Regions from separate parts of the Homo sapiens genome. Here region 1 is linked to region 2. A link is an interaction called in ENCODE POLR2A ChIA-PET data of the cell type or tissue named here. Cell type or tissue: PC-9. All regions are shown on one strand. Links, peaks and the distances in the headings refer to the core of each region. The heading gives the core; the rest is flanking DNA.

What was found. ChIA-PET counts read pairs that join two places held together with the same protein. Peaks named below come from ENCODE experiments on the same cell type or tissue, not always from the same donor. Only the 100,000 strongest peaks of a DNase experiment are listed, where the experiment ranks them.
Region 1: POLR2A ChIA-PET joins it to region 2 with 8 read pairs; 2 of 35 experiments call an interaction of 5 or more read pairs at or near these places.

The regions. Positions count from the first base shown.
Region 1 is chr1:233,901,099-233,919,345 of GRCh38, reverse strand. It overlaps SLC35F3 (solute carrier family 35 member F3), which reads right to left and starts at 14,670. Exons shown (of 8, transcript NM_173508.4): 1 at 14,216-14,670; 2 at 13,588-13,817. The coding sequence starts at 14,268. In PC-9, for the core only: no CTCF peak of the experiment used is centred there; a DNase peak (open chromatin) is centred at 9,955; H3K27ac peaks cover 1,285 bases.
Region 2 is chr1:233,585,714-233,599,716 of GRCh38, reverse strand. No RefSeq gene overlaps it. Among named protein-coding and RNA genes, the nearest start is that of KCNK1, 21 kb to the left of the region's middle. RefSeq lists an enhancer at 10,872-11,732. In PC-9, for the core only: no CTCF peak of the experiment used is centred there; no DNase peak of the experiment used is centred there.

The sequences.
Region 1 (18,247 bases), core at 8,674-11,173, 310 kb before region 2:
GGTGGACTCTGTCCTAGGCACAGTTCTATCTGGAAGATGGCACTAAGTGTGGTTGAAGCCAGCAACGACAAGTGCTGCCCTTTGTCACAAAGAATTTCCACCTTCCCTCAGGACAACTAGCCAAAATTCACACCATTCTCCCTGCTCTGGCTAACTTACTTTGCAATAACTGAAGTAAATAGGCATAGTATTTCCCTTTCAAGCCTGAATTACGTAAGGCCATTGGCTGAAGCAATGACATTTTTTATTTTGAAAATGTTCACATTTACAGAAAGGTTGAAAAAATGGTCCCATGAACATATATATATAGATAGATTCATCAAATATTAAAATTTGGCCACATTTTATTCATCTGTCATTTGATGTATCTGTGTGTACTTTTGTTGAACTACTTAAAGTACATTACAGACAAAATGACAATATCTCAGCATCTGTTAAGAAAAAGGACCTTTTATAACCACACTAGTACTATTAAGCACAAGAAATAAACACACACACACAAACACACAAATATATATATATATATATAGAGAGAGAGAGAGAGAGAAAGAGAGAGAGAGAGAGAGAAAGAGAGAGAGAGAGACGGAGTCTCACTCTTGTCACCCAGGCTGGAGTGCATGGTATGATCTTGGCTCACTGCAACCTCCGCCTCCCAGGCTCAAGCACTTCTCCTGCCTCAGCCTCCCAAGTAGCTGGCATTACAGGTGCCCGCCACTACACCCGGCTAATTTTTGTATTTTTAGTAGGACAGGGTTTTGCCACATTGGCCAGGCTGGTCTCAAACTCCTGGCCAAAGTGCTGGGATTACAGGCTTGAGCCACAGTGCCTGGCCCCCATACAATAATTTAATAAGCAACAGACCTTCAAATTTTCCCAACTGGCTCCAAAATGTCTTTTATAGCTATGTTTCCCCCAAAATCACACAGACACCTCCACATAGAAAATGAGGCAGTCCCAGTGCACTGCTGAGGTCTCGGGACAAGAGAGCCAAGCCACCATAAGATAACTGTTATCACACACAGCCATCTTATCAGGCACAGGTGGCCAAGAGATTCTGGCAGCCTAAGCTACCTCCCTCACTACAAAGAAGCCACATCAGCCTAAAAACCATTAAGAAATCCAGGGCATGGCCCTGGGTATTCAAGTGACCTCAGACCACCTGCTGACCATTAGGAGTCATCTGTTCCAAAGAGGCACAGCCTTCCCTTTGGGACTCAGACTTCCACGTGCTCAGCACAAAGAAAAGGTGGGGATCAAGATCAGAAGCAAGCAAGTCAGGAAGAGAGGAGCAGGAAGGATAATCCTTTAACAACCCAAACTTCCCTGCATTTTAGCTAAGCCAAATCCCTGAGTCTTACATGTATCCACTGTAGAAAGGGATTCCAGGATCAACTCAAGCACGGAAGTGCTGAATAAAACTCCAGATCTTACTGTTGTCGACATTATGTAAAGTAACAGTCACATTCACCAGGGTATTTTGGTTTTTATTAGCGTATAAATGTAGAGACTCCCCTTAGAAACATCACTCCATTCACATCTATATGAATTGGATAGTGCTATTATTGTGAAGTGGAACAGCCAAGAAAACAGCTTTAAAAGATCATTTCTATGAACTTGGGAATTTTCTCCTAAAGGAATTGGAGAAACTCTACAAACATAATGTACAGTAGTGCAAGAGAGAAAAGGTAGAGCTGGGAGCATATCCCAACTCCTTTAAATTCTAGTCCATGTTAGTTCTGCTAGAGGAAGAAAAATGTCTCAGGCTAGCTTTTTTAGAGCTGGAAAGAAAGAGAATGCTGGCAGCATAAAACATTAGAGAAGAAATGTGCTGGTTTAGTAGCTTGATCTCATCAACCCAGTCAAAAATCTTCATTGTTGCGTGATTTCATGAAAGAGAAAAAAAAAATGTTTAATGACTGGGATACACCAAATGAACAAATTAGAACTCTGATTACAGCAGCAGAGCTCAAGTTTCCAAAGGAAGAGAAAAAGAAGTTTCCTGAAGTATCTCCCCCTGTAGCTAAGAAGCTGTTTATGGTGCCCTACAATAAAATACTATGCAAAATTATGTACATAATATAGAGTTTAGTTTAAGGCTGGTCATTGTTGATTGAAAATACTCCCAAGATATTTAGAGAAGGAGCAAAAAGAGACATTTACGGGACCTGTGAGAGGGCTCCAAGACAAAGAAAGTATGGCATGGAGCCAATCCAATCCAACTGACGGATCGAGATGTATATGTCTTGTAATCCCACTATGTTATTTTCTAGGAAATAACAACCATACCATATATTTAGTATATACTTCCCTGAGGAGCTAATACATTTGCCGTGTTTTAGAGATCGTGGATTATTTGATGACTGAATGAAGAAGGAATGAATCACTGAATAAATAGATTAACAAATAAATGAATTTACATTCAACAGTTGGTTCCTTTGTTTCATCTGCTTCCAACCCATTCACAAATGAATTCCTCCATGAATAGTGTCTGAAATTTCATGTAGTGATTTTCTGAAGCCTCGGCCTCGTCCATGGGCTTCTAAAGAGGGACCACATGGTGGTGGTGTGTCCTGCTGAAAAATATTCCTTCTTCCACCTTCCAGCCACCACATAGGAACTCTCCAACGTATTGAGAGACAATCACCAGATACAATGTCAGTTGCGGATAGAACAAACACATTTTCTTATACACCAGTACTATGTTTTCTGAGGATTTTTACAATTAATCGTAATTACATATACTTTATTTACACGTAACTTTGAAATCGTACCCACTGCTAAATCAGATAAACCTATAAAAGAAGTTTATACTTTGGAAGGCTAAAGTGAGAGGACTGCTTGAGGCCAGGAGTCTGAGATAAGCATGGGCAACATAGTGAGGCCCTGGTCTCTACAAAGGTTTTTTAAAAAGTTAGCCAGATGTGGTGGTGCAAGCCTATAGTCCCAGCTACTCAAGAGGCTGAGGCGGGAGGATTGCTTGAGCCCAGGAGTTAGAGGCTGCAGTGAGCGATGATTGTGCCACTGCACTCCAGGCTGGGCAACAGAGCTAGGCCTTGCCTCTAAAAATAAAAATAAATAAATAAGTAAATGAAATATTTTTACATTTAATAGTTAATAAAACAAAATGTCGACTTAAAGTAAAAGTGTTTGAATAAACCTTTGAAATTAGTTGTTCTGGAATATGGCATTTAAAAGTCTTCAAACTATATTTTATCTGGCCAATTATTTAAAGAAAAGAAAGTATATAGGAAGGGACTTCAGTTCTTCCTTAGTACTCACACCAGTGTAATGCACTTTTGCCATGGAAAATGTTTATTAAACTCCCACACGTGCACAGCATGAACAGAATGCTGCACAAAACCCAACTGTCCCATACCTACTGATCTGGTTTGGCTGTGTCCCCACCCAAATCTCATCTTGAATTCCCACATGTTGTGGGAGGGACCTGGCGGGAGATAATTGAATCATGGAGGCAGGTCTTTCCCATGTTGTTCTCATGATAGTGAATAAGTCTCATGAGATCTGATGGTTTTAAAAAGAGGAGTTCCTCTGAACAAGCTCTCTCTCTCTTTGCCTGCAGCCATCCATGTAAGATGTGACTTGCTCCTCCTTGCCTTCCACCATGATTGTGAGGCTTCCCCAGCCACGTGGAACTGTAAGTCCAATTAAACCTCTTCCTTTTGTAAATTGCCCAATCTCAGATATGTCTTTATTAGCAGCGTGAAACAGACTAATACACCTGCCATCATCATTCTATTCCTTTTTTTCTTTTAGAAACAAGGGACTTTTTTAAAAAAAAACAAGAATTTGCTCTATCACCCAGGCTGGAATGCAGTGGTGCAATCATACATACGTCACTGCAGCCTTGAGATCCTGGACTCAAGTGATCCTCCCACCTCAGCCTCCAGAGTAGCTGGGACTACACGTGCGCACCACCATTGCTGGCTAAGAACAGGACATCTTAATATACATTCATCAAAAATGAGCTGACTCAATTTCTGAAAAGAAAGTAAGGTAGCGAAATTGACATACACTAAGAAACATTTTTCTTCTGACCCTTTTGAATAAAACTTTGAGGATAGACCTGAATTTTTATAACAGTACATTGTTACAAGTAGATGGTGAAGAAGGATAAAAATAGTTTCCTGATAGATCCTGATCTGGTCAAGCACTGGAAATGGTAGATAGCAGATTGACAAGGAGAAAATTTGAATGTCACAGAAAACATTTCTCAAAACCAGAAAACTGTTCTGAGCAGTTGCACTGAATATCTCTGTTTGAGGAGTTCAAAACAGCCTGTAGCCTTTAACACTGCAAATCACCTGAGGAGAGCAATTCGTTTCCTCCAATCTCAAATGCTGTCATAAATTAAGCTGCATGAAAGAAAAATCTGTGCCCATGTCCTAGGCAATTGTTTCAGTGCTTGCCACCATCATCCACCAGAAGAATTTGCCAGGTTCCTAACTGCACAAGTCCCTTTCTAGGCTGTGCAGTAAGATAATGAAACAAAACTGGTTCCCTGCTCTATTAATCAATGCACATTCACCACTGCTTTGAACCAAAAGACATCATGTACAAAAAAAAAAGAAATATGGTTCATCCTCCTGCTGTGGGACAAGTAAGTACTTCATCCAGCTCAAGTGACTGGGTGTCCACATCTTTGTGAATCTCTCCAGTGACTGAGGCTTCCTGACCTTCTTTATGATCTTAGTAGTCAGAAAGTGATTTTGTATTTCCAGTTGAAACTTCATTGGTATGTAGATCCTTATTTTGTCATGCACGAGCTTGAATGGAAATGGCTCTGAAATCCTATCCAGAAAGGAGCCTGTAGTTGCACACAACAGAACCTGGTTTCTGCTCACTTAGCAGGAAGAAGGCTGTTGCTTTGCAACAGTGGTGTCTCAGGGGCTTGGAGGAGGAGCTGCAGCAAGACATTGATGTAGGAGGGAAACAGGCCCCAGCATGGAGTCCTGGAAACCACCACTGCTCTCTCTGGGTTACTTGACACACCTGCCGCTGCCTTCTTTTATGTAGACTAGCTTTCTCTGCCTCTCTATCCATATGGGAGACAGACTAGCCTCCTCCACTCAATAGACCGCTCTGTCAGACTAGACCCCAACTTTCTGGTGTTAATCTCGAATTGGAGGAGAGAGGAGCTGAGTGAGTTAGCATGGATCAGGAGTCTACCCCTGGTCTAATCTACACGGCCCAGGAGGAAGATGATGTCAGTCTGGCTGCTAAGGGCCCAAACGGAGGATGTAGTACAGGGCAGTTAAGGGGTCTTGAGCTGGGAAGCCATTCCAAAGGTGCCTGCTCTGATGGTTCTCATGAAGACATGTCACGTTCTTCCCTAATTTCCTCCTCCCCTAATCCTTTAACCTTGCCTGTAGAACACATATTTGATTCCATCAATACATTTTCTGTATTTCCCTGGGCCCTGTTCATTTTTTCCACATCATTTTTAAAGTTACCAAAACTGGACAGAACACCCCAATATAAGACTGGATAATGTAAGTTCTAGGAGTGCGATTACTTGTCAGTGTTTTTAGCAGGGTTAAAGTGAAGACTGAAGAGAACCAGCAACAGAAGTCCCATTTCTTGACAGAGGAATGCAATTAGAAGTGTTTCTATGCAGGATAATTCTGGACGACCCTACAGAAATGTAGATGCTTACTTAGGAGCCATTTGTGTATGTGCCTGAGGAAACGGCCACTTAGGCCTTTAATAAGTACATTTAACAAATGTTTATTGATCGAGATACTCTGTGCACTGTGGAAGAATCACCAGAGTTCTATGTGCCAAGACCACAGTGAGGGGTGGAGACACAATAACAAGCCCTGCCCCTAGAGAGCTTTCTATCTGCAACAGCTTCAGCCACATTCTTAAACTAGTCGTGACTATGTAAAAGAAGTGACAACACTATAGGAGATGCAAGAGCACCTCCTGTAATCAGTAAAGGCTCTTGGGAGGAGGTGACACTTAGGCTGGGACCTGGATGAGGAAGGTGACAGGCATCAGATGACTGGTACTGTAATGTACTGTAGTCTGTTTCTGCTCACAAGTCCAACTTCATACACGACACTCCTGCCCCATGATGTTCTAATCAAGCGGAATTACCGTCTAGCAATAGCTGACTACATTCCCGTGCATATGTTGTCCCTTTGCTTGGAATGCAAACCTCCCCTCTATTTCTGTTGTGAATGACTCCTCCAGCTGAAGAATGAACTCACTGATATGAGAAAGGGCTCCCCAGGCACTGCAAACTGATCTTTATCACACCATATAAACACTTCAGATTTTACCTACTCCAGTAAGTAAGCTTTTAGGGCAAGGACTGTGTCTGCCATCACTAATCTCTGCATTCTGGCACAAAGTAAATGCTCAAAAGATTTGCTAAATGGATATAAAGGTGCATTAATAGATGCCAGCTGTACAGACATTGGAAGAGTCCTCCCTTTTCCATGGTTTTGCTTCCCATGGTTTCAGTTATCCTTGGTCAACTATGGTCTGAAAATACTAAAAGGAAAATTCCAGAAACAAACATATCACAAGTTTTGAATTGTGTGCCATTTTGAGTTGCATGATGAAATCTTGAACCTTCCCACTTCATCCCACCCAGGATGTGAATCATCCCTTTGTCCAGCGTATCCACGCTGTCTACGCCACCTGCTCACTACTATATAAGAAAAAATAGTGTATATTGGGTTCAGTACTATCCACAGTATCCACTGGGGGGCCTGGAATGCATTCTCCCTCCGATAAAGCGGGACTACTGTATTTCATTTAATCTTCACGACAATCCTAGAAAGTAGTTCTATTATCTCCTTTTCGTTTTTTTTGTTTGTTTGTTTCTTTGTTTGTTTGTTTTTGTGATGGAGTCTCACTCTGTCGCCCAGGATGGAGTGCAGTGGCACGATCTCGGCTCACTGCAACCTCCGCCTCCCGGATTCAAGCAATTCTCTGCCTCAGCCTCCCGAGAAGCTGGGATTACAGGTGCCCACCACCATGCCGGTCTAATTTTTGTATTTTTAGTAGAGACGGGGTTTCACCATCTTGGCCAGGCTGGTATTGAACTCCTGACCTCGTGATTCACCCGCCTTGGCCTCCCAAAGCATTGAGATTACAGGCATGAGCCACCGCGCACGGCGAAACTAGAGGCTCATAGCAGTGAACTTGTCATATAGCTATGAAGCTGGGATGTGAATTCTATTTCCTCTGCTCCTCCAGACATTAAAAAAACTAAGTGGACACCCCTCAGGGCTGCAGGGCCAGAGCATCCCTAACAGCTTACAGTAAAATGCTTAACAAACATCAATGGTGCATTTGCATGTGGATTTATGTTTGAATGCAACTAACCTGAATGTTTCCAGCTGCTTAAGGAAAGGACCAAGGCTCAAAGCTGGAGAGTTTTAGACTAGACTAGACTCTTTTTAATGAGATCCAGGAGGGACTTCTGAAGAGCAGGGAGAACTCTCCTTGCCCACGTCTCCCTAAAGCCTGGAAGACTTCACTTCCCTGGAGGTGAGGCCATTTCCCCATCACCACCATATGCGTACTTCAGATTTCACCTGCTCTAGTTGGAAAGCTTTTAGGGTGAGGACTGTGTCTCCCATCACTTATCTCTGTATTCTGGCACATAGTAAATGCTTTAAAAGTTTGCTAAATGAACAAATGAAAATAAAGGCACATTAATAGGCACGAGGGATTTCTAACCCCATGGCAGATGCGAAGGGTTTATAACCCCATGGCAATGATCTAAGTGAGCTGGGGTCACCTCGTTTCCTTAAAAGATAATAGTTCTGCATTTTCATTACATCAAAACTCAGAAACTATTTACTAAATTGTTAGCATATTTAAGAATAAAATTAATTCTCTGACCCAATAAAAAATGCTGTGCTCTAATGCTCAACTCACCACCCCCTCAAGCCCTCTAACTCTTTTCTTTTAAAATCTTCTCCATCTCATATTTCATATGCCAAGCTCCATTCTAGAATAAACTTTTACAACCAAATTATACATCTCTTACAAGTGGGTCATTTTTGAATTGCTGACCTGACCTTTACTATTTTAGGAGGATCAGACAGAAGTTGCTCACCATGAATTCAATGATACTATAAGTCACTGTTCCATTTAGCACCGGTATCTACGCCAGCAACATATACTCACAGTTCAGGGTGAACTAACAGGGACGCTAGGAAGACAGCCTTTCCATGAGCCCTTCCCCCTCACCTCATACAAACCCTTTACAACTTTTAAACCTGGAGAATCCTGAAACATGCAATTTCCTTGTCACCAGGTGTGTTATTCAGTGCCCTACATTTTTTCAGCTTGAACTAGAAAACCTCCACCCAGATAAGCTGGGATTTGTTCATTAACCTGCATGTTCCTGTCCCAGGTTCACGTTGCCAATAGCGGGCTGGAGTGGGCTAGAGACAGTTGGTCTTTTAAGACTGACCCTCTCTCCATTCTACAAATGACTTAAAACTCATTCCATTCACATTCTGGAAAAAAGCATTTAAATCTCAACATACCAGAACCTGTAGTGAATAATAGTTGACGTTCAACAAAGTGTATAAACCTACTCAAATGATAATTGCACTTCATGTTAAGCAATAAGCATGACCCCCTTCAAAAAAGCTATTCGTAAAATGTTTTGGGGACTTTTTACCCAGAAAAGGATTTAAGAGTTCAATATTTGAAAACATCCTTTAGGGAAACCTTTCGGAAAGGGAAACATCCTGCCCACCCTTAGAATGTCTGTGTTCTAATGCAGGTTTGTGTTGACCTGTATTTCTAGACGAAGGCACACCTGGACAGTGAGCCACCTCTTCCAGCACTTCTCTCTCTATTCTGACATACACTGACTGCTGAAAAAAGGTTTTTTAAATGAATAAATGAAAATAAAGGAGTATTCGCAGATGTTCCTTCATCCTGCAGCAGAGCCTCTATCTGGAAACTCCAAGATATGTTCCTTCAATCATTCCTGTATGGAAATGCCACCAGCTGTCCCACCCTATCAGATGCCTGGGGCTGGCTGTCTACTATACAGATTTTTCCTGGTCTTTGATTCTCCTCATCCCTTCTCTAGCCATCTCCTCCCTAATTGGTGTCCATCCCAGAGAAATGAGAAAGGAAAAGGAAGCAGAAGATATTCTAATCAGTCATTTCTCTTCTACTGGGGCAAAAGGTAGGAAAGAAAAGGAAGTTATTAAAAGAAACTGTTCAGAGTCTCCTGAATTCTAAAGCACTTCCTACAGGGTGTCAATTTATGATGATTGGTTGTGGAATCATGCCAGCTGCAGAAGGAACAGGCTCTTTCAAATCTTCAGAAGACACTTGCACTGCCAGTGGTGATGATTACTCGATCTGGCCATCCTGAAAACCTAAAAAGTGGTCCAGGAAGAAAGGTGAGGAAGGAGAGGGTCAGGAATTTGTAAGGTAGGCCTGCTTGTTTAGCATTACTGGGCAACAGAAGAGAGTTCTATTGCAGCATAAATTTGGGGGTTACCCTAAATGAGTGGGTCTCAACTAAAGGCTGCCCCCCATGGGATACTGAGTTGCTACAACTTAGGGGGCAGGGTGGTAAGCTACTGACATCTAATAGGCAGAGGTCAGAGATACTGCTAAACATCCTACAATGTACATGACAGCTCCCTACAACAAATACTTATACAGCACAAAGGGTTAATAGTGCTGAGATCAAGAAACCCTGGGCCAAACCAAAGCTTATCACCAAGAATTCTGGTCCAGTCTGTGGTTCAGGAAGCACTTGTGATGGAAGAACTAGGAAAGAGTAGAGCAATTCCACATAACAGGAAGTCAGCATAAAGAGGTAAATGATACAAATCACTACAGAGGCATATTCAAAGCTCCCTGTCCCAGAGGTCAGTATTTCGTGCAGCAGCCATCCATTCATTCAACAAATATTTATTGAGTCCCTCCTGTGGCCCAGGTGCTTTCTGGGCCCTGGATCCACTCAACAGATGATAATTTGAAGAATTCCCAGGAATACTGCCAAGTGGTTTGGTTCAAAAACATGGAATGTGGAGCTTGGAGGACTTTTGCCACTGAGAAGAGGAACTGGGCCCTTCTTACTTCCTTGTTTACAGTTTAATTCTCAGTTGAATGTTTCACAAAAGCCATCCCTTTCAGACCCAGGAGCCTTTGGGATTTTTAAAAAAGAATCCTAGGCTGGGTGCGGTGGCTCATGCCTGTAATCCCATTACTTTGGGAGGCCGAGGAGGGCAGATCACAAGATCAGGAGTTCGAGACCAGCCTGACCAACATGGTGAAACCCTGTCTCTACTAAAAATACAAAAATTAGCCGGGCATGGTGGTGGGTGCCTGTAGTCCCAGCTACTCAGGAGGAAGCTGAGGTAGGAGAATCGCTTGAACCTGTGAGGCAGAGGTTGCAGTGAGCTGAGATTGTGCCACTGCACTCTAGCCTGGGCGACAGAGCAAAACTCCTTCTAAAAAAAAATACTATTATTTGGGGAAGCTGGGCAAATTTTAAGCCAGGCACGGTGGCTCACGACTGTAATTCCAGCACTTTGGGAGGCCGAGGTGGGCAGATCATGAGATCAGGAGTTCGAGACCAGCCTGGCCAACATGGTGAAACCCCATCTTTACTAAAAATACAAAAAATTAGCCAGGCATGGTGGTGCTAGTCCCAGCTACTCAGAAGGCTGAAGCAGGAGAATCGCTTGAACCCGGGAGGTGGAAGTTGCAGTGAGCCGAGATTGCACCATTGCACTCCAGCCTGGGTGACAGAATAAGACTCTGTCAAAAAAAAAAAAAAAAAAAAAAAAAGAATCCTTTACAAAATTCTCTTGTCTAGAGCGAAACTTGCGAATCCAAATGACTGAGTTGAGAATACTGAGCAAAGGTAATTTCTGTACTGTTCACAATTACCTCATTTATCTTAACAACCCAAACAAAATCTAAAAATGAAGAGGATACAAATGAATATTGGGTCATTCAAATGGTTTCTTCTGCTACAAGGGCAAATGACTTACATCCAGAAACTTTCACTGGCAACTCCTTCAGTTAGGACACAGATAAATCACTTTGAAAGATGACTGAAAGGTGACATAATAGCTTGGAGCTTCCATAACTCACTCTGGAGATCATGAGAATTTTTTTTTTTTGTCTTTGTTTTGTTTTTTTTGTAACCATCATCTCTCCCCATTTATAGAGTACAATTACCAACCAACAAATAAAGCAACTAGGTGATACCTACAGGTAATAGATAAGCCTCTTTATTATTATCAATTGAGTAGAAATGGCAAACAGCAAAAGTTCTGCCTTAAAACCTCTTCTGGGCCGGGCGTGGTGGCTCACGCCTATAATCCCAGCACTTTGGGAGGCCAAGGTGGGTGGATAACCTGAGGTCAGGAGTTCAAGACCAGCCTGGCCAACATAGTGAAACCTCATCTCTACTAAAAATACAAAAATTAGCAGGATGTGGTGGCGCACGCCTGTAATCCCAGCTACGCAGGAGGCTGAGGCAGGAGAATCACTTGAACTCAGGAGGTGGAGGTTGCAGTGAGCCAAGATCATGCCACTGCACTCTACACTCCAGCCTGGGTGACAGAGTGAGACTCCCTCTCAAAAAACAAAGAAAAAAAAAACAAAAAGACAACCTCTTTTGCTGCATTAATACATTAATAAAACATTACCTTCTCTAAATTTAAACATTACACCTAATTAATTCACCAAAATGTCAGTTGTCACCTAAAGCGTTATAGTAACAAGGAAATACCTTGGAATAAAGAAGAATCCTCACAGGAATAGAGAGAGTGGAATGAGCTGATTTTATTCATATTTCAATGATCACTGTAGCCTTCCCTGCTACTATTTACTCTTCCAGTGAAGCCTCAGAGAGAGGCATTTAAGAATTACCTCCAGTGATGCAAGGGACTCCATTTCCACATGGCCCTTCTCTTGTCTTAATTACAAAACATGTTGTACCAAACAGTCATCACTGCTGTAAGCTCTCTGGCAAGCCCCCAAATCACAAACCTTGGTGATAACTTCCACAAAGCACATACAGCCAGTCACAAATAGATTTATAAAGATAAAACCTTTTTATGACTTCAAGCACCAAAGAGATGACTTTATGAAGGCTGTCATTTATACCACTGTCTTTTGTTATTAAGGAAGCAGAAAATGGAAATAAGAATAGAAAATTGCTATTTTCTAATAGAAATTTAGAAAGCAGAAGTAAAACTTGAGCGTTCTATCCATGCCCATAAGAAATATGGTTTCCAATGGGGTTTAATTTTTGTTATCCCATGCCCAGGGTTTTTCAACCAAAAAGAGAATTTGGCCCCTTGTCTTCCTTTTGTAATAAGCTACAATTTTAGCAGCAGAGGCAAGAGATTGGAAGAGATACAGACAATTTTTTTAAAGGCTTATACCCAATGAAACACAGTCTTTTAAAAGCAAGTTGCATGAAAACAAAACATTCAAATCCTGTTTCTTCCTGCAAATAATTTTAAACTAACCAGCTAACTGCTAGCATACCACTGACCTTTGCCTTGGACTCGCAGGTTTTAGGAATAATCTAAAGATAGACATTTTTTTTTAGTGATGAATATGATTAAATTACAAACGCCCGTTTTCCCCTTAAAGACCAATAAATAATGTTTCAATTTTAAGCAATAAAAGGTCGAAAAAAACTCAAAATCAACAAGCTATTAATCTAGTCTTTATTACAAATGAAAGACGTCAAGGCCCATTTCTCATACGGACTGAGGTGGCAAATGGCAATCTCTTATGTCAAACTACAGTGATGAGACCACCTAATTATGGTTATATTTATAGATATCTGGATTTCATCATAATCAACCTCTCTCTTGCAAAGTGAGAAAAAGAAATGTCCACCAAATTAGTCCTGGTGACATAAGATAATGTCTGTCTAATTGATCACAGCATCCTCAAAGCCATTAGCTAGGACCCACGGAAAGAAAAACATTTCAGCTTCTCCACCTGACACCAAACATTCAACTTGCAGGGACCAACACCACTATCTAGAATGATCCCTATAGAACCTCCTTACTGAAGACCGATAAAATCCAGGGGAGAAGGGCGTGAACGGCATCCAAAATGAAGACCCCAAGAATTGTCCTCTATCATCAGGGCTAGGAGATGCAAGGAAGAGTTAAAATCCTGGCTATGTAAGTCAGCATCTCCATCTGAGCCTGGTGAGACCTGACCGAGGGCCCTGTGAGACTTTCAGATCCGCGGGGAAGCCACACTGTCCGGGATACTTTGAGTTTCTGATCTGTTTCCCACGGTCTGCCACATAGGAGTGTCCTCCGTATTTGGCAGTGGAGAGATAAGGATACAGAGAGATCCTGTGTGTGGGAGAGGAAGGGGTGTAAGAGAACGCATCAGAACGCCTCAGAGGTCCAGGAGAACTCCGTCTCCGGGCCTCTTCCTCGAAGTTGCAAACCTGGGTCTGTATCAGCAGGCAGGGCGGGAGGGGGTGGCTGGACGCCTCACTGCGTGCGCTCCCCGAGGCTGCTGTGACAATGGTAAGAAGATGGACCAGTGAACGGGAAACATGACGTGAGGGGGTCTTACTTTTGCAGCTCGCTGCCCAGGGCTGGTAGCCATAGTAGCCAGTGATGCGCAGGATCCGCTCCTCGATGGACGTGAGCCCCACCGGCCCGCTGGTGAGATCCTCCACGGAGCGCGACCATTTCAGATCCTCCTTAATCGCCTCGTCCACCACCAAGTACTTGAGCTGCCGGAGCTGGGGGCTGATGTCGGACAGTCTCCGGGGGCTGACGTCCGGTGACCTCCTCATGCCACTGCGGTCGCAGGCGCCACGGGCAGGTGGGTGGGCAGGGGGAGCATGGACAGAGAGGAGGGGATTCGTGAGGAGCAGATCCCAGGGCGAGAGCAAGAGCGCGGCCGGGGCCCTCCGGGGGCGAGCGCCGCGGCAGAGCCCGCGCTCCTCCCTTCCCGCCGCCACTCACCCACTTCCCCGGGCAGCTGTCCCCAGTGCCCTATCCTGGGCGTCTCGGGGCAGTGCGGGTTGGGGCGAGTGGCGAGGGAAAGAATGACTGAAACTTCCCGAGCAGCTCCACCGCGCGCGCCGCCCTTCCCCGAGCCTCAGACTGCCCAGTGTCCCAGCTGCAAAGGGCTACCCCGGCGCTCCGGCCTCCCGCCCGCCGGCTCGCTCACCCACGCCCGGGGCGCTACTCACACGGCAATGCTCTTGCCCCTGGGTGCGCCGCTGGGAAACTCTCGAATCCCCATAGGCAAAGACAGAGTGGGACCGGCAGCTCCCAGACTTGAGGCGGAGGGGCCGCGGGCCGGAGCTCCCTGCAGCCGCTAGCCTGGGAAGACTGGAGTGCGCTGCCCACCGAGGGTCTGCGCCGCGCCGGCCGCCCCGGGCCGCTTTGTGCGCGCCCGCGCGGTCTGTACCCGAGCGCCTCCGCGGCGTGCGGCACGATGCAGGCGCGGCGGTTCAGCCCGGTGACTCCAGGCCGGCCCGCGCGCTCGCCGCAACGACCCGGCAGCCGAGGCAGCGCCGCGCCCCACGCCCGTCACCGTCGCCGCCGCCCTAGCACACCGCAGGCGTGAGTCTCGCCGCGACCGGGAGAGCCCTCCCAGCTGTGCGCTCTCGAGGCACCTGGTCGGGCGGGGAGGCGTCGGGTCGGGGCGCACAGGGGCCAGGCGGGGGCGCTGCTGCCCACTTCCCGCCTCCCGGGCGTGCGCTCCGCCCCGGAGCCCGCACCTCGCGCCCGCGCTCCGCCTGGAAGCCTTGGGGCACCGGACGCGCTCCTCCACCCTTCTCTTTTGACTCAAACCCTGCCGCTCCCAGTTCAGTACTTTTCTCTCTCTCTCTCACACTCTCTCTCTCTCTCTCTCTCTCTCTCTCTCTCTCTCTCTCTATGTATATGTCTGTCTCTCTCTTTCTCTAAATTAGCAAAACTACTTGGAAAGAAAGAAACCTGGTTCCATGCTCAGCATGCCAAGTGAATAAATGGCGTTTCATAGGCAACGCTGAGACACAAAATGTATTATCTATTACGCTGTGGGGATCTCTCAGTCAGACCTGGTCCTCAGAGAGCTTACTTTCCCACTGATGATGCAATTACGAAATCAGTTCTCTCTTCATAGATTTCCATTTTAAAAGCTTCTCATCTTTTTCCTTACCACCCCACTGCCCCCGACGGCCGAAAGGCATTCTCTTCAGACTACCTAATCACCTTTCCTAATATTATTTTTCATCGGGGCAAATTTAGAAAAGATAGAAGTATGTGGAGAAGAAAATATCCATTATCCAGCCAAAAATGACGACTTTCAATTATGAACGTATTCTCTTCCAGGCTTTTTTCCAACGCAAAATACAGTTGTCACAAAAATCGGAATGAAATTGTACACACTACTTTATGTACTGCTTTTTTTATATTAAAATCATATTGTATAGCAGCAAACTATGAATAGAGGGGAACTTTCTCAACTTGAAAAAGAACATTTACAAAAGCGTACAGCTAACACCATGCTTAATGGTGAGAAACTAGAAGCTTTCCTGTTAAAATAAGGAACAGGGCAAGTATGTCTCTACTCAGCAATCCTTTTCAGCATCATACTGAAAGTCCCAGCTAATGAAATTAGACAAGAAAAGGAAATTAAAAGTATACGTATTGTGAAGGAAAAGGTAAAAGAAAACTGTCTTTGCAGCTGACATGACTGTTGATGTAGAAAAATTTCAATTGACAAAAAAACTCTCCTGTTACTAATAAGCAATTATGGTAAGATTGAAGGATACAAAATTAATGTACAAAAGTCAACTGCTTTTCTATATACTAGCAACGAACAATGGGAATTTGAAATTAAAACCACAATACTATTTATATTAGCACACCACTCAAATGAAATATTTAGGTACAAATCTAATAAATATGTACAATATCTATATGAGAAAAACTACAAAACTGTGATGAAAGAAATCAAAGAACTAAATAAATAGAGAGATATTTTATGTTCATGGATGGAAAAATTTAATATTGTTAAGATGTCAGTTCTTCCCAACTTCATCTATAGATTCAAAGTAATTCCAATCAGAATCCCAGGAGGTTATTTTGTGAATATCACAAACTGATTCTCAAGTTTATATGAAAAGGCAAAAGACCCATAATAGCCAACACAATATTAAAGGAGAAGAACAAAGTCTGAGGACTGATATTGCCCAACTTCAAGACTTACTATAGTTACAGTAATCAAGACAGTGTGGTATTGGTGAAAGAGCAGACAAATAGATTAATGGAACAGAATAGAGAGGCCAAGATAGACCCACACATAGAGTCAAGTGATCTTTGACAAAGGAGCAAAAGAAATCTAATGGAGAAAAGATCACCTTTTCAACAAATGGTGCTAGAACAACTAGACATCCAATCACAAAAAAAAAAAAGAAAGAAAGAGAGAAAAAAAGAAAAGAAGCTGGATACATAGATACAGACCTTACACCTTTCACAAAAATTAACTCAAAATAGATCATAGACCTAAATATAAAATGCAAAACTATAAAACTCTTAGAAGATAAAAAGGAGAAAACCTAGGTGACCTTGGGTTTGTAAATGACATTTTAGATACAACATCAAAGGCATGATCCATGAAAGTAAAAATTGGTATTGGACTTCGTTAAGATTAATAACTTCTGCTCTACAAAAGACACTGTTAAAACAATGGGAAGAAAAGCTACAGACCAATAGAAAATATGTCAAATCATATACATGATTAAGAACTGTAATAAAAAATAAGAATAATTAGAACTCAACAATAAGAAAATGATCCCAATTAAAAAATTGGCAAAACAGCTGAACAAACATATCAATAGAGATGATATACAGATGGTAAATCAGCACATGAAAAGATGCTCCACATCATACATCATTAGGGAATTCCAAATTAAGACAAAAAAGATGTATTGCTATACACCTACTAGAATGAATAAAATCCCAAACGCTGACAACATCAAATGCTGGCAGGATGTGGAACAGCAAGAAGTCTCTCATTCATTGCTGGTGGGAATGCAAAATGGTACAGCACTTTGGTAGACAGTTTGAGTTCCTTACAAAATTAATCATACTGTTACCATGCAACCCATCAGTCATGCTCCTTGATATTTACCTGGATGAGTTCAAAACTTAAGTCCCCACAAAAATCTGCACACAAATGTTTATAGGAACTTTTTTCATGATTGCCAAGATGTCCTTCAGTAGCTGAATGAATAAACATACTGTGGTACATCCATACAAAAGAATATTCCGTTCAGTGATAAAATGAGCTATCAAGCTGCAAAAAGACATGAAGGAAATTGAAAACATATTGCTAAGTGAAAGAAACCGGTCTGAGAGAGGCAAAACTATGGAGATAGTTTAAAGATCACTGGTTCCCAATGGTTGGGGAGAGGATGGGATGAACAGGCAGAACACAGAGGATTTTTAGGGCAGTGGGTTGATTTTGTATAGTACTGTAATGGTAGATATATATCATTATACATATGTCAAAACTCAGTGGATGCACAACCCTAAGAGTTAACCCCAATGTAAACTATAGACTTTGGGTGATAGTGATGTGTCAATGTTGGCTCATTATTTGTAACGAATGTACCACTGGTGCAGGATGTTGACGTGGGTGGAGAGAAGCTGTGGGTGTGTGACAGGGGGAAGGTATTTAAAAACTTTCTGTACTTTCTCCTCAAATTTGCTGTGAACCTGAAATCGTTCTTTAAAAAAAGTCTATTTTAAAAACTTCATTATGCTGCTTTTCTATGTCACTATGTTCTTCTAAAATATTTTCCAGTTTTATTAAGGTTAAGTGACAAATAGAAATTATATATGCTTACAGTGTAAAACATGATGTTTTGATATATGGATACACTGTAAAATGATTAAATCAAACTAATTATCATATCTGACACACCAAATACTTAACATTTTTTAGGAGAACATGTAAGATTTACTCTGTGAGCAGTTTTCAAGTATACATACATTATTGTTAACTATACTCACCACGCTGTATGTTAGAACCCTAGATCTTATTCACCCTGTCTAACTGAAACCTTGCACACTTTGACCAACATCTTCCCATTCCTCCCCATAGTCACAGCTTCTAGCAATCACCATTCTGCTCTCCGCTTCTATGAGTTCAACTTTTTAAAATGTTCCACTTGTAAGTGAGATCATGTGGTATTTGTCTTTCCATACCTGGCTTACTTTACTTAGCA
Region 2 (14,003 bases), core at 3,246-5,745:
CAAACACCAACCTTGGCTGGTCTTTGTTACTATTCCCTTAATGCAGGCTGCACACTAGAAATTTTCATTCTAGATGTCCCAGTCACTTAATTTCAGAGCACTTATTTTTCTTTTAAATACTTTCACTTTTCTCTTTGCCTTTTTTCTTAAATGACTTCACTTTTATTTCATGCTTTAAAGTTTGTAGATCATTTCCATGAAATAATTCATTAGACAAATTCATTATTGTAATTTCATTACAATAACTAAGCAGGCCAGGCAGCATTATTCAATTTCCACAGATGAGTAAACTCAGACTTTGGGAAATCGTTTTTCAAGGGCATCTTTAGTTCAATGCTCTTTGGTTGTCACGAAGGGCCTGTCCTTTGAACTGCAAAGTCACAGCACATACTGACAGAGTTACTCTGAAACATGCAAAACGATTATGATGCCGTTGTGTGATATATTTAAAAATGAAACCTAAGAGTTTAGTAATAATAGCTTCCTGTTACTATTACTTTGTCATCTCTCAAGGACTTTTAAATCACTGAGAAATATATTTGTTCTTTTCTGAAAACCACATGAATGCAGATGACAGCGACAGATAATCAATCACGAGAATGATAAAGTGTGGTGGCTGCGCTGGAAACAATGAGTACGTTTAAAATCTGTTTAAGGTGACAGTTGTCTCTGAAAAATAGGAGTTGATGGGCCTCAGCCAGTGCTTCTAAGATTTTTATCATTCTGAGAGAGTAACTGCCTTTTCAATCCAGATTTTAAAAAGTCAGAAACTTCCTGAATGAGCAACTCTTAGAATGAACTTGGCACTTAACATGTTTGGAGATCTGGGAAGAAGGAAGGTTTTCATGGTTGTTTTCAATCTTATCTAAACATACTTGGCCAGAATTATAAGAAGTAAAAATACCCAAAGTGTTCATCCCTTAAAGCAAAACAGATGTCAATTAGGGATGCAGCATATACATTGTGATCAACTTGTAATGACCCCAAATCTTTATTGGGCTTTTTAGTAAGTATTTTGTATTTTACAGTATTCACCTGACTCATGATATTGTTGTTTTTGTAGGTAGGATGATGGTCTACCTGCAATTACATGGTTCAAAGTAATGTTTATCTAAAATATAAGACAGTTAAAGCTCATTCTTTGATACTCACTCCTCTATGCTACCTGAAAAATATCTTCAGTTCTCCTTCTCAATTTTTTATTCTTTTTTCAAGATAGGTAATCTGTAAGGCTCATACAAACACACATCAAAGATCTGCACCTGGACTCTTTTTTTTTTTTGAGATGGAGTTTCTCTCTTGTCTCCCAGGCTGGAGTGCAATGGCATGATCTAGGCTCACTGCAACCTCAGCCTCCTAGGTTCAAGCAATTCTCCTGCCTAAGCCTCCTCAGGAGCTAGTATTACAGGTGCATCACCATGCCCGGCTAACTTTTGTATTTTTAGTAGAGACGGGGGTTTCACCATGTTGGCCAGGCTGGTCTCGAACTCCTGACCTCAGGTGATATGCCTGCCTCGGCCTTCCAAAGTGCTGGGATTACAGGTGTGAGCCAACGTGCCCAGCCTGCACCTGGACTCTTGATCCTTTGGCTGACATTCCTCTCCACATCTAGATCACACTCCACAGCTCATTTCCTAGAGGAAACCTGTCATCCAGAGAGAAGGGAGAAAACAATTAAGAGACCTAAAAACCTGCCCAAGAAATTCTTAAATCCAGCTATAATCAACTAACACATTATTGCTTTATATTTATTCATCAGCCATAGTCATTTAAGTGTTAAATAAACAATGCAAACTCTGTCCTCTCCTTTAGTTACTTTTTATAGAGTTAAGGGGAACAAGAATAAAATACTCTTCTCCTCCCACCACCACCACCCCAGCATCATATCATACCCAGCTTGAGGGATTTCTTTACATAATCTGAAATGCTATAAATATATACTGTGGTTAGCTGATTCACATAACAAAAAAAAATGATTAAACATGTGTTATGCATCAGGAGACTGATGAAATATCACCATGGAAACTTTGATGCTGAGTTTATACGTGTAAAATTTTCACTTGCAAGATTACAGTTGCAAGTATCTTTGCCCAGATAATTGGGCTTCTTCATCAGAAGCAGGGAATCACCTTCCCATTTTACTAACCACCTACCTTGAACATTAGTCTAAATTGTCAGTATGATTTGTCATTTTTTTCACAGCTGAAGTGACAATAACAATCGTCCTCACATCTGTATTTTTCTATAAAGTTAACAGAGATAATTCACATGAAAGCATGATTATTTGGCCAATATGCATCACCTCAATGCGTGTTATAGTGTTCCTAACAGTGGTTTTATATCTTTCTATCTGTATATATATATATCTCCATTCTTCACCCCAGAATAGTGTACATTCAAGATTTCCAGCAGATTTTGGCATTCCACTTTTGACAATCGATTGACGATTTTCTTTTAAAGAATTTAAATGATGATATGAGGAAAGGAAGACAGGAGACCTGAAGTCAAAATCTCATCAGCCCATGATCAACAAACTCATCTAGTACAGATATTTACATGGGTTGTGCTTTATAATCAACCAACTGACAGAGATTACAACATCTCTGTCATGAGAAGCTTACAAAGAATGCATTATAAGAGTAATATCATTTTCTCCAAATGTTTTAGAAACATTAACAATAAACAGAAATACAACCAATAGGATTTGTAGTTTTTCATATAAGATAATAGCATATTTATGTATGTACAAATATCCTGTATTAAGCGTTAATAAAGTCCTTTATATAACTTAGATATGTATATATATGCATACCTACCTACATCAGTGTCCTTTAATTACACTAATATTAAGCAGAATTCTTCTACTAAATATTTAATGCCAACCAACCACAATCTATTGCATTAAAGTGCATTTGTCCTAAACATGATTTTAATTCATTCTGCAATAATAGTCATATCACTATTATCTATAAACTCCTGTCTGAATTTGTCAAGTCCACAGAAATTTTTAAATAAATGTTATATAGGAACTGGATTTAGACAACCCATGGTTATTATGTGTAAACGTCCTGTTGTGGAAATCTGATAGAAATATAAACAGTGAAAAAGAAAGAAATGACAGCTAGGTCACTACCAAACTGAGTTGAAATTCAGCCAGGCAATTTACTAAATTCAGTCTGTTTTTTATTGTTGTCCTCTTGCTGTCCATTTCAAATTGATTAAATATTTCTTTGAATCCTATACAAATTTTCATTAAAGATACAGTCATAAATAAGAAGCTTACTAATATCTGCTCAGTTTCCAAGTTTTAGCCTGCATTCCACCCTCCCCACAAAAGTTCATTATAGAAAGCTTCTAAAACACAAGAGAAGCCAGGCATGTGGGTTGCACCTGTCACCCCAGCACTTTGGGAGGCTTAGGAGGGAGGTTCACTTGAGGCCAGGAGTTCAAGACCAGCCTGGGAAACAAAGCAAGACCTTGTCTTTGAAATAAATAAATTTTGAAAATGCAAAATAAAACAGAAGACACATGAATACAGAACTGATTAAGGAGCACAAATATATTTCAGCTACATTAAAGATTGTATATAAGTGTATACAGTTATTAGCTTTTTGACAAAGGAGCCAAAGCAATCCAATGGAAAAATAAAGTACTACTAAACAAATGGTACTGAAATATCTAGATATCCTTTTTTTTTTTTTTTTGAGGCAGAGTCTTGCTCTATCACCCAGGCTGGAGTGCAGAGGCATGATCTCAGCTCACTGCAACCTCCGCCTCCCCTCCCAGGTTCAAGCGACTCTCCTGACTCAGCCTCCTGAGTAGCTGGGATTACAGGTGCGTGCCACCATGCCTGACTAATTTTTTGTATTTTTAGTAGAGGCGAGGTTTCAACATGTTGGCCAGGCTGGTCTCAAACTCCTGACCTCGTGATCCCCCCACCACGGCCTCCCAAAGTGCTGGGATTACAGGTGTGAGCCGCAGCGCCCGGCCAATATCCATATTTTTAAAAATGAAGCTCAGTCCGGGTGCGGTGGCTCACGCCTGTAATCCCAATACTTTGGGAGGCTGAGGTGGGTGGATCACGAGGTCAGCAGATCAATACCCTCCTGGCTAACACGGTGAAACCCCGCTCTACTAAAAATACAAAAAAATTAGCTGGGCATGGTGGCAGGCACCTGTCGTCCCAGCTACTCGGGAGGCTGAGGCAGGAGACTGGTGAGATCACGCCACTGCACTCCAGCCTGGGCGACAGAGCAAGACTCTATTTCAAAAAAAAAAAAGAAACTCAACCTCTATCTCTCACCATATACAAAAATAGATTTGAGGTAGATGATATGCCTAAATATAAAAGCTAAAATCATAATGCTTTCAAAGGAAAAGAGGAGAGTCTCTTCATTACTTGCTGTGATCTTTAATTGTATGGATCCACTTGGCTAGGCCACAGTATCTTACCCAGATATTTGGTCAAACACTAGTCTAGATGTTGTTGTGAAGGTATTTTGAGATGAGGTTAAGATTTAAAGCAGTAGACTTTGAGTAAAGCAGATACCCTCCATAATGTGGTAGACCTCATTCAATCAGTTAAAGATCAGTTAAAGGCCTTTAGAATAAAAGATTGAGGTCCGCTGAAGAAGAAATAATTCTACCATTGGACTTGAGCTGCATCAACCCTTCCTTGGGTCTCCAGCCTGCTGGTCTACCCTGCAGATTTTTGTACTTGCCAACCTCTACAATCTTGAAAGCCAATCCCTTAAAATCTCTCTCTTTCTCCCTCTATATGTGTGTGTATATATATACACACACATAATATATATGTATAGGTATTTATGTATATATACACATAATATATGTATGTATTTATGTATATATATACATAATATATGTATATGTATCATGTATATATACACATAATATATGTATATGTATTTATGTATATATACACATAATATATGTATATGTATTATGTATATAATATAATTTATGTATATAATATATGCATATGTATTTATGTATATATACATAATGTATATGCATATGTATTTATGTATATATACATAATGTATATGCATATGTATTTATGTATATATACATAATGTATATGCATATGTATTTATGTATATATACATAATGTATATGCATATGTATTTATGTATATATACATAATGTATATGCATATGTATTTATGTATATATACATAATGTATATGCATATGTATTTATGTATATATACATAATATATATGCATATGTATTTATGTGTATATATACATAATATATATGTATATGTATTATGTATATATATACACAATATATATATACACACACATAAAATGTGTCCCACCAAAGCATAGAAAGAGAGGTAAGAAGTCGTAACGTGTCTGTTGCATTTCATGAATGAATGAATGAATGAAAGAGTAAATGAATTCTGACTAAGAGAGATTTATTTATAAACACAGTACCATTTACATTAGAACCAACAAGAATGAAGTACTTAGAAACAAATTAAACAACATATATATATACACACACGCACGCATACACACACGTGCACATATACGCACACACACACCCTATTTGTTCTGTTTCTCTGGAGAATCTAGATAATACATTCAGGGATAGACAAAAGTTTCCTAGGTCATAGAAAGCAATAACCATAAAATAAAAGTAAAAACTAAAAAAATTTAAAATTATACTTCATAAAAATTAAAACTTTTGTTCATCAAAAGCCACTGTGTAAGAAACTATGAAAGCTACCACTGTTAAGAAGCTAGGCAAGCTATCGATAAGGGTAAAATGTTCACAAGATGTAATATCTGGCAAAGAACCGACATCTAAATACGTAAAGAAATCCCACGAATCAATAATAAAATAACAACCCAATAAAAACATCCAAATGATTGTAGCAGACATTTCACAAAAGAAGATGTACAGATAGCCAATAAGCACAGAAAAAATGTTCAATATCATTAGTCATCAAGAAAATGCAAATTACAACTATAATGAGCTATCACTTGACGCCCACCAGAATAGCTAAAATTAAGAAGACCCACATGTTGGCAAGAACCTAAAGCAAACATTGTTGGTGGAACTTTAAAATGGCACAACCACTTTGGAAAAAGGTCTGGAAGTCTCCTATAAAACTAAACTCACAGTTAACCTATGGGCATAAGCCATTTCATTCCAGGAGAAATGAAAATATATGCTCCCCCGCCAAAGACTTTGGTAAGAATCTTCATAGCAGGCTTATTTATATAACAGCTAAAATTGGGAACCACACAGGTATCCATTAATAAGAGAATGAATAAATAAACTCAATTGCCCACACACTGGAATACTACTCGGCAATGTGAAGGAAAAGAGAGATGGCTGATACACAAGACAGCATGGGAAGACGAAAGGAAAATTAACAGGGAAGGGGAATGAGAGAACTTTCTGTGGTGATGATAATCTTCTATATCGTGACAGGGGTTTAGATTACACTCATGTATAAGGTTGTCAAAACTCAGCAAAGCAGGCTGGGCATAGTGGGTCACGAAAAAAGAACAAATAAACTCCCCATTACACTTTATTGGAAAATATTATCTGTTTTTCCTAATTCTCTCTTAATCGTCACTAGCCCTTTAATTAAACATTGCTTTTAGTTTTTAAATGTGAATTTGAGAATGTTGACAATTTTCCTAATTTAACTTAAATTGGAGAAAACGCAGAGTTTTGCTTTAGAACTAGTGAATACACTATTTTGTGTTTTCTAATGTGTCCCACCAGGGCATAGAAAGAGAGGTAAGAAATCATAACATGTGTTTGTTGCATTTCATGAATGAATGAATGAAAGAGTAAATGAATTCTGACTAAAAGAGATTTATTTATAAACACAGTACCATTTACATTAGAACCAACAAGAATGAAATACTTAGAAACAAATTAAACAAAATATGTATACACTGTGTATGAGGAAAACTATAAAACTGTTAAAAGGAATCAAGTTTCTAAGAAATGGAATAAATGGTATTCTATGTTCATGGCTAGGAAGACTCAATATTGTTAAGATCAGTTTTTCTCAACTTGATCTATAGATTCAATGCAACCCCAATCAAATCCCCAGCAAGTTATTTTCTGGACATCAACAAACTAATTTTAAAGTTTATATGGATAAGCAAAAGACCTGGAGTAGCCAACGTAATACTAAAGAATAAAGAGAAAAGTTGGAGAAGTTACACTTTAACTTTACACTTTAACACTTACTATAAAGCTCTGATGATCAAGATAATATGGGTATTGGTGAAAGAATAGACAAATAGATCAATGGAACAGAACAGAGTCCAGAAATAAAACCACAAAATTATAAGTCAATTGATCTTTGACAAAGAAGAAAAGGTAAGGCACCAGAGAAAGAATAATCTTCTAGTTCTGTACAAGAACAACTGGACATCCACATGTAGAAAAAAATTAATCTAGACACTGACCTTATACCTGCCACAAAATTCTCTCAAAATGGATCATAGATCTATAATGATAATTTATGTAAATGTTTTAATACTGTTGAGATCATTATAAAGCAAAATATAAACCTTCAAGAAGACAACACAGGAGAAAAACCTATGGGACCTTGGGTTTGGTGATAGTTCTTACTATAACACCAAAAGCAGGATCTATGAAAGAAAAAATTGCTCATTTGCACTTTGCTGAAATCAAAACTTTCTGCTATGTGAAAGACACTATTAAGAAAATGAAAAGACAGACCTGGCATGGTGGTTCACACCTGCAATCTCAACACTCTGGGAGGCCAGGGCAGGAGGATTGTTTGAGCCCATGATTTTGAGACCAGCCTGGGCAATATAGTGGGACCCAATTTCTACAAAGAAAATGAAAAGACAAATCACAGGTTAGAATGAATTATTGCAGAATACATTTATCTTTCTATTTTTCTATCTCTCCTGGGGATCAAGGGGTTTTCTGATGTAAGGCTGATGGTGCCTTCTGTGGGAAGAAAAATGTCCTGTGTCCAATTCATGTCTTAAGAGAGACAGTCCATGAGTTTTGCTGGGACAGAGGCTTTAATGTCCGGGGTAAAACAGTCTCTGACACAGGGGGCAAAGTCACCTTCAGTGGCGAGATCTTGTGTTGGGATGATGTTTTCTGAGGTGATCTCCATCATCTCCAGTGGTGAGATTTTGGGCCAGGATGTCGCTGTCTGAGATGTGGGACTAGGATATCCTTTTCAAGTGGGTACCCACTTGAGTTGACACAGGCCTCACCAATGGCCATGTTTGGTTGAAACAATGGGGTACAGGAGGGTTGGGATCTCTGGATTGTAACCAATAAAAGCACCCAAACCAGTATTAATAAGACCAACAGTTAATAAAATGGTGGGTAACTGCACCCAAAAAGGTATTTTTGTTTGTTTGTTTGTTTTTGGTGGAAGTTTCGGTTCAAATGGGTCTCATACTAGATGAGCAGCTGTCTGACCTGTGAGACAATCTGTGGTTATTGAGTCCCTCTATCTGGCCTCCAGGCCTTATGGGATGGGAATAAAATATAAATTCATTTTAAATAATAGGTTAAGGCCTGGGGCAAGATAGATAACTTTGGGAGTTTATCTGTTGTATTGGAATTTGAAAAAGTTGTTTGAGGAGATTATTATGTCCCTCTGTTAAACCAGTTACCTGGGACCAATTAGGGATATGGAAGTTCTATTGAACACCTTTTGTAAGAGCCCAGTATTGATTCATTGAGTATTCCAAGAAGTAAAATGTGATCTTGGTTACCACCAGTATTTTCTGTAACTTTGAATGGAATAAGGCTTGCACTAGGAAGGCCTTAATATATGTGGAGATGTGATTTTGCTTTCTATTTTTAGTGTCTGTGAGGCAAGAGATTCCCAGAGTTTTTTTTACCTTAAAGGGGATAGTTTTCAAGTAACAGCTCAACAGTTTATAATAAATGGGAAGATAGGCCATTTGTTGACCAGGGCATCCAGTGCTAAGATGACTGCCTGAAGTTTGATCAAATGTGTTGTTTCTTGGGTCCCATCCTTTATCAGGGACATCCTGGTTAAGCAATGGAAAGCAGCCACATTCCACTAAGCTCCATGTGTATGATGGTTAACAGTGACATTTGCATTGTCTACCAATTCCCATTACTGTTCACTCAGTTAATCCCAAGGGGCTTTGCAGGTGATCAAGGGCTCTGGGGGAAGGGTGACTCCCTCCAATACCCTGGCATCTGGTAAGAGACTAAATTAAAGGAAGCCACACCCTTCTGCAGGTAGAATATGTCCTGGAGCCTAGGTTTGGCTGCATCCTGTCTTAAGAAGGTTTTGGTGGCCATGCCTAGCTTGTGGGGTGCTGTTTCCATGACCCAAAGCACAATGGACAGTGGGGCATGGAGGGCCTTAGGCTCAGGGTCTGTGAAAAAACTCTATTTCCAGGAAAGCTCCTAAGTGGCCAGCCATTTATTTTAATGGTGCATAGCATGAGGCTGAGAGGGACAATTTTCTTTTCTTTTCTTTTTTTTTTTTTTTTGCATCAGGAGCCTTGGGGCCACTAATGGCCATAATGCAGGGTTTAGAGACTCCAGGAGGCCCAGAAGAGATTACCAATGCCTCTACAGTGAAGGAGTGTTTTTTGTGAAGGCACTAAGAGGAGTGCCTGTTGATCTTAACTTATAAGTAAAGTTTGTAAATAAAGAAGATGTTACCACCAGAACCCAAAAGTACTAAGGGATATTGGGCTTATGTTTTTAGTGAGTGCATCAAATATACCTCCTTGCAACAGGATGTCATCGACGACTTAGTGTCCTGCCTGTGCTCTTGGAGAAGGTGAATGTCACTGAGATCTTGTTTGTAAAGATTGTGTGGAATGGCAAGGCTGCTGCAGTACTCCATGGATGGCCTGGAAAAGCTGTATTATGTCCCTTAGGAGGTGGAGACAAACCGCAGCTGAAAGGCTGTTGAACTGAATAGAACATGTTAGCCAATCTATAGAGCAAAATATTTACTGGTAGTTGATTGAATAGAATCAATAATTTTAATAATACTGGACATTGGGTATAGGGCCCTAATGGATAGGACCACAGCATTAACGTTGTAGTAATCCATCTTAAGGCACTTATTATTTTTCCCAGTTCGAGAACAGGCAAAATTCAAATGGACAAGCAGTGGAGATAATTACCTCTTAATTAATTAAGTTTTATATGTATACTGTTTTAATCCTTGGAGGTCTTGTTTTAACTTACATTGGGCCGTATTAACTATTTTAATTGGGAGTGCACAGGGTCCTGTTTTATGAAGCCAATTTGTAAATGCCAAAAAGTTAATTTTAATTTATTAGTCATTATGTTAGAACATCTCTGCCCAATATGGCATATCTTAGAGCAATGGGTACTATGACTATGAGAAATTTAGGCAAGGCTACGGGTAAAGTGAGGCATATCCACTTTTGTCTATATTATGGTTAGTTACCCTGTTAAAATTAAGCACTGTGTTTAAACATTTAGTGGGATCCGCAGGTATAATTATAACTCAAGTTCCAACACTGATTAAGTCCACGAACTTTTGTCAATCAGTGCATTTTGGCAAATGTTGAAGTTAAGTTAGAAACTATGTTGTATAGATACATAAGTCAATCAGAGCTTCTTAAAATCATTTTTGTTACATAAATTATTGAGTGTATAAATTTACTATATAAATTTTGGATTTCTCGTTTAATAATTAGAGAACTTTGTTTCAATTTACCTATATATTATATATACATATACAGAATTTATCATATATTTATACTAAAATATTTTGTATATGTATATATGATTGATTTAATTACCTTTTATCCTCCCCCCCATATCTAAGGGTTTGTTTACAAACCAGTAAATAATCTAGGGTTAGCATTGCATTCTATGTGCTAGACCTCGCATTTGCTTGGTAGAAAATGTTTTAAGTTTCCTTTTTTTTTTTAATCCTTGGACTTGTAGCTTTGTTGTTGTTTGGGAGATTGCTGTTGTTTTAGGCTTTTAAATCTGGAAGCAGCAATTTTGGTTTCTGTCTCTGGTTGATGAGAGGAAAAGAGTGGTAAGCAGCCGGGTGCCTCTAGGCAGTAGCCTCTTCTTGGGATGCCAGTAAACACCAGATTATCACTCCCTTTCTCTCCTTTTTCTTTTAAATAAAACCTTAATGGCCTGTGTTTAGAAGCGGCTGAAATGTTTTTCCTCTCTCTTCTGATGTTTACCTGACAAGCTCCTGGTGGTCCAGAGTGGCCCCTGCTGCGAGTTAATTAGGGTCGTAATTAAGGTCCCTTAGAGTCAGGGAGAAAGCAAAGGAAGGCGGCGCAGAGAGATTGTTATCGGCGACGTGCCAGGACCTCTCTCGGTGCTGCCTCACTAACGCAGTGGGCAGTCAGACTGTGATGTCCCTCTTGCGATCTGCTCAGCCTCTGCACTGATCCAGTGCACCCCCAGGCACAGGTTACCCCTCTCCAGGCACAGGTTACCCCTCTCCGCCTCTCGGTGACAAGCCATTCACCTGAGTGAGACCTTCAAAATACAGTCAATTTCACTGTGATTGGTACTTCTCATTAAGGGGAGTGATAGCAATCATTGTGTCCCCTCTTGCGGTGCTAAGGCTGTCAAGTGGTAGGTCCCAGGAAGGACTCGGACTTTCTAGGACCCACCCAGCTGAGGGAGGGGAGTTTTGGCAGCGCTCAAAAACAACAGGCTGTCAAAGCTGCTAACATACTTAAGCTTTATGAACTTAGGGATTTTCCTCCTCCTCCTCCTCTCTCTCTTCCATCTTTATTCATTGCTGTATCCTCAAAGCCTGGGATGGTACATGGCAAATAGTAACCACTTGATCCTTCATCCTTCAGTGGAAGAATTCCATTCTGAAACTATGACCAAATCTTCAGTGCTGTCCATAACTTGGTTCTAGAAGTTCAATTCTAGTAAATAATATTTATATTATTATGATTTTGTAAATACTGTTCACGGCAGGACCAAGGAGTATGCTAGCATAATGTTTCATTCTCTAAGAGACCAATGTTAGGATCCCAGAACCACTTAAAGAAAAATGTTTATTACATCAGTGGATTTTATTTTATTATACTCCGTCAGTTACATACAACTAGGCCACATTTCAGTTTGCTTTCTATTTGGACAAGTGGGTTTTTTTCACTATAGTTTTTGTTATCCTGAAGTTTTTCATTATTCTTCCACCTTGCATTAAGTACCTTTATTATAAAAAGTTTTTCTATCCTTTCAATCACACTACGTGTTGTTCTGGGGAGTGACATTTTCCCTGGCAATCCCTCTGGTGCTCCGGTCTTCCTACTCCAAACAGCGCTGGTGAATCTTTAGCTCTGCAGCACAGTGTTCACTCTGAGACTTTGCTGCTTTCCTGGCAGAAACCCCTGTTCCTGGTACCCCATACCTTCCACTTTCCGGGGTGATTTTCTAGTGCTCTAGAGTACATCTTCAGGTAGCTCCCAAAGAAAAGAGAAAGAATGAGAGGTTAACTCAAATGTGTGAAAATATCTTTAGTTCAGTCTTCGAGTTGCTAGTGTGGCCGAAACATACGATGCTGCATAAAATCATTTTCTATTACAGCTTTGAAGGCATTGTTCCATTTCTCCAACACACAGTGAAATTGATCAGAAATATGATGTCAGGGCTCACTCCTCCTCTGTTTTGAGTGACTCGTTTTCCTCTTGGAGAAATTTTAAGATTTTTCTCTTTATTCTCAGTGTCTATAGCTTTGCAAATATCCATCTTGCTTGGCACTTAATAAGTCCTTTCTATTTGAAGACAGGTCTTTTTTCAGCTCTAATGAAAGTCACCTGTTTATTTGATAATTTCTGCCTCCATTCTATCTACTGTTTTTGGAAATCCATTATAATTATGATTATGATTTTAGATTCAGGGGTACATGTGCAGGTTTATTACATGGATATATTTTTTAACAATGTGGTTTGGGCTTCTAGCATACTCATCACTGAAACTGTGAACATGATACCAAATAGGTAAATTTTCAACCCTCACTCCCCCTGCTCTGTCCCTTTTGAAGTCTTCAGGGTCTATAATTTTCATCATTATGTCTATGTATACCCCGTTGTCTAGTTCCCATTTATAAGTGAGAACATGTGGTATTTGATTTCCTGTTTCTGAGTTATTTTACTTAGGATAATGGCCTCTGGCTCCACCCTTAATGTTGCAAAGGACATGATTTTATTCTTTTTTATGGCTGCATAGTATTCCATGCTGTAAACACGCCACATTTTCTTTATCCAGTTGACTTATCCTATCAACTGTTGATGGACCCATAGGTTAATTCCATGACTTTGCTTTTGTGAATAGTGCTGTGATAAACATACAAGTTCAGGTTTCTTTTTTATATAATGATTTAATTTCCTCTGGGTAGATGACCAAAGTGGGGATTTCTGGGTCAAATGATAGTCCTATTTTTAGTTGAGAAATCTCCATATTGTTTCCCATAGAGGTTATGCTAATTTGTGTTCCCACCAACAATGTGTGTTTCCTTTTCTCTGCATTCACATCAACATCTGTTGTTTTTTGACTTTTTAGTAATTGCCTTTCTGATTGGTGTGATATGGCATCTCATTGTGATTTTAATTTGCATCTCTCTGATGATTAGTGATGTTGAGCATTGTTTTTATGTTTATGGGCCACTTGTATGCCTTTTTTTGAGAAATGTCTGTTCCTATCATTTGTCCAGTTTTTAATGGGATTGTTTGTTTTTATCTTGTTGCTTTGTCCAAGTTTCTTACAGATTCTGGTTATTACTTCTTTGTCAGAGACATAGATTGCAAATATTTTCTCCCATTCTGTAGGCTGTGTGTTTACTCAGTTGATTATTTATTTTGCTGTGTAAAAGACACATAGATCAATGAAATAGAATAGAGAATCCAAAAATAAAACCACACGCCTACAACCAACTTATCTTTGACAAAGTCAACAAAAATAAACAATGGGGAAAGAACACCCTATTCAATAAATGGTGCTG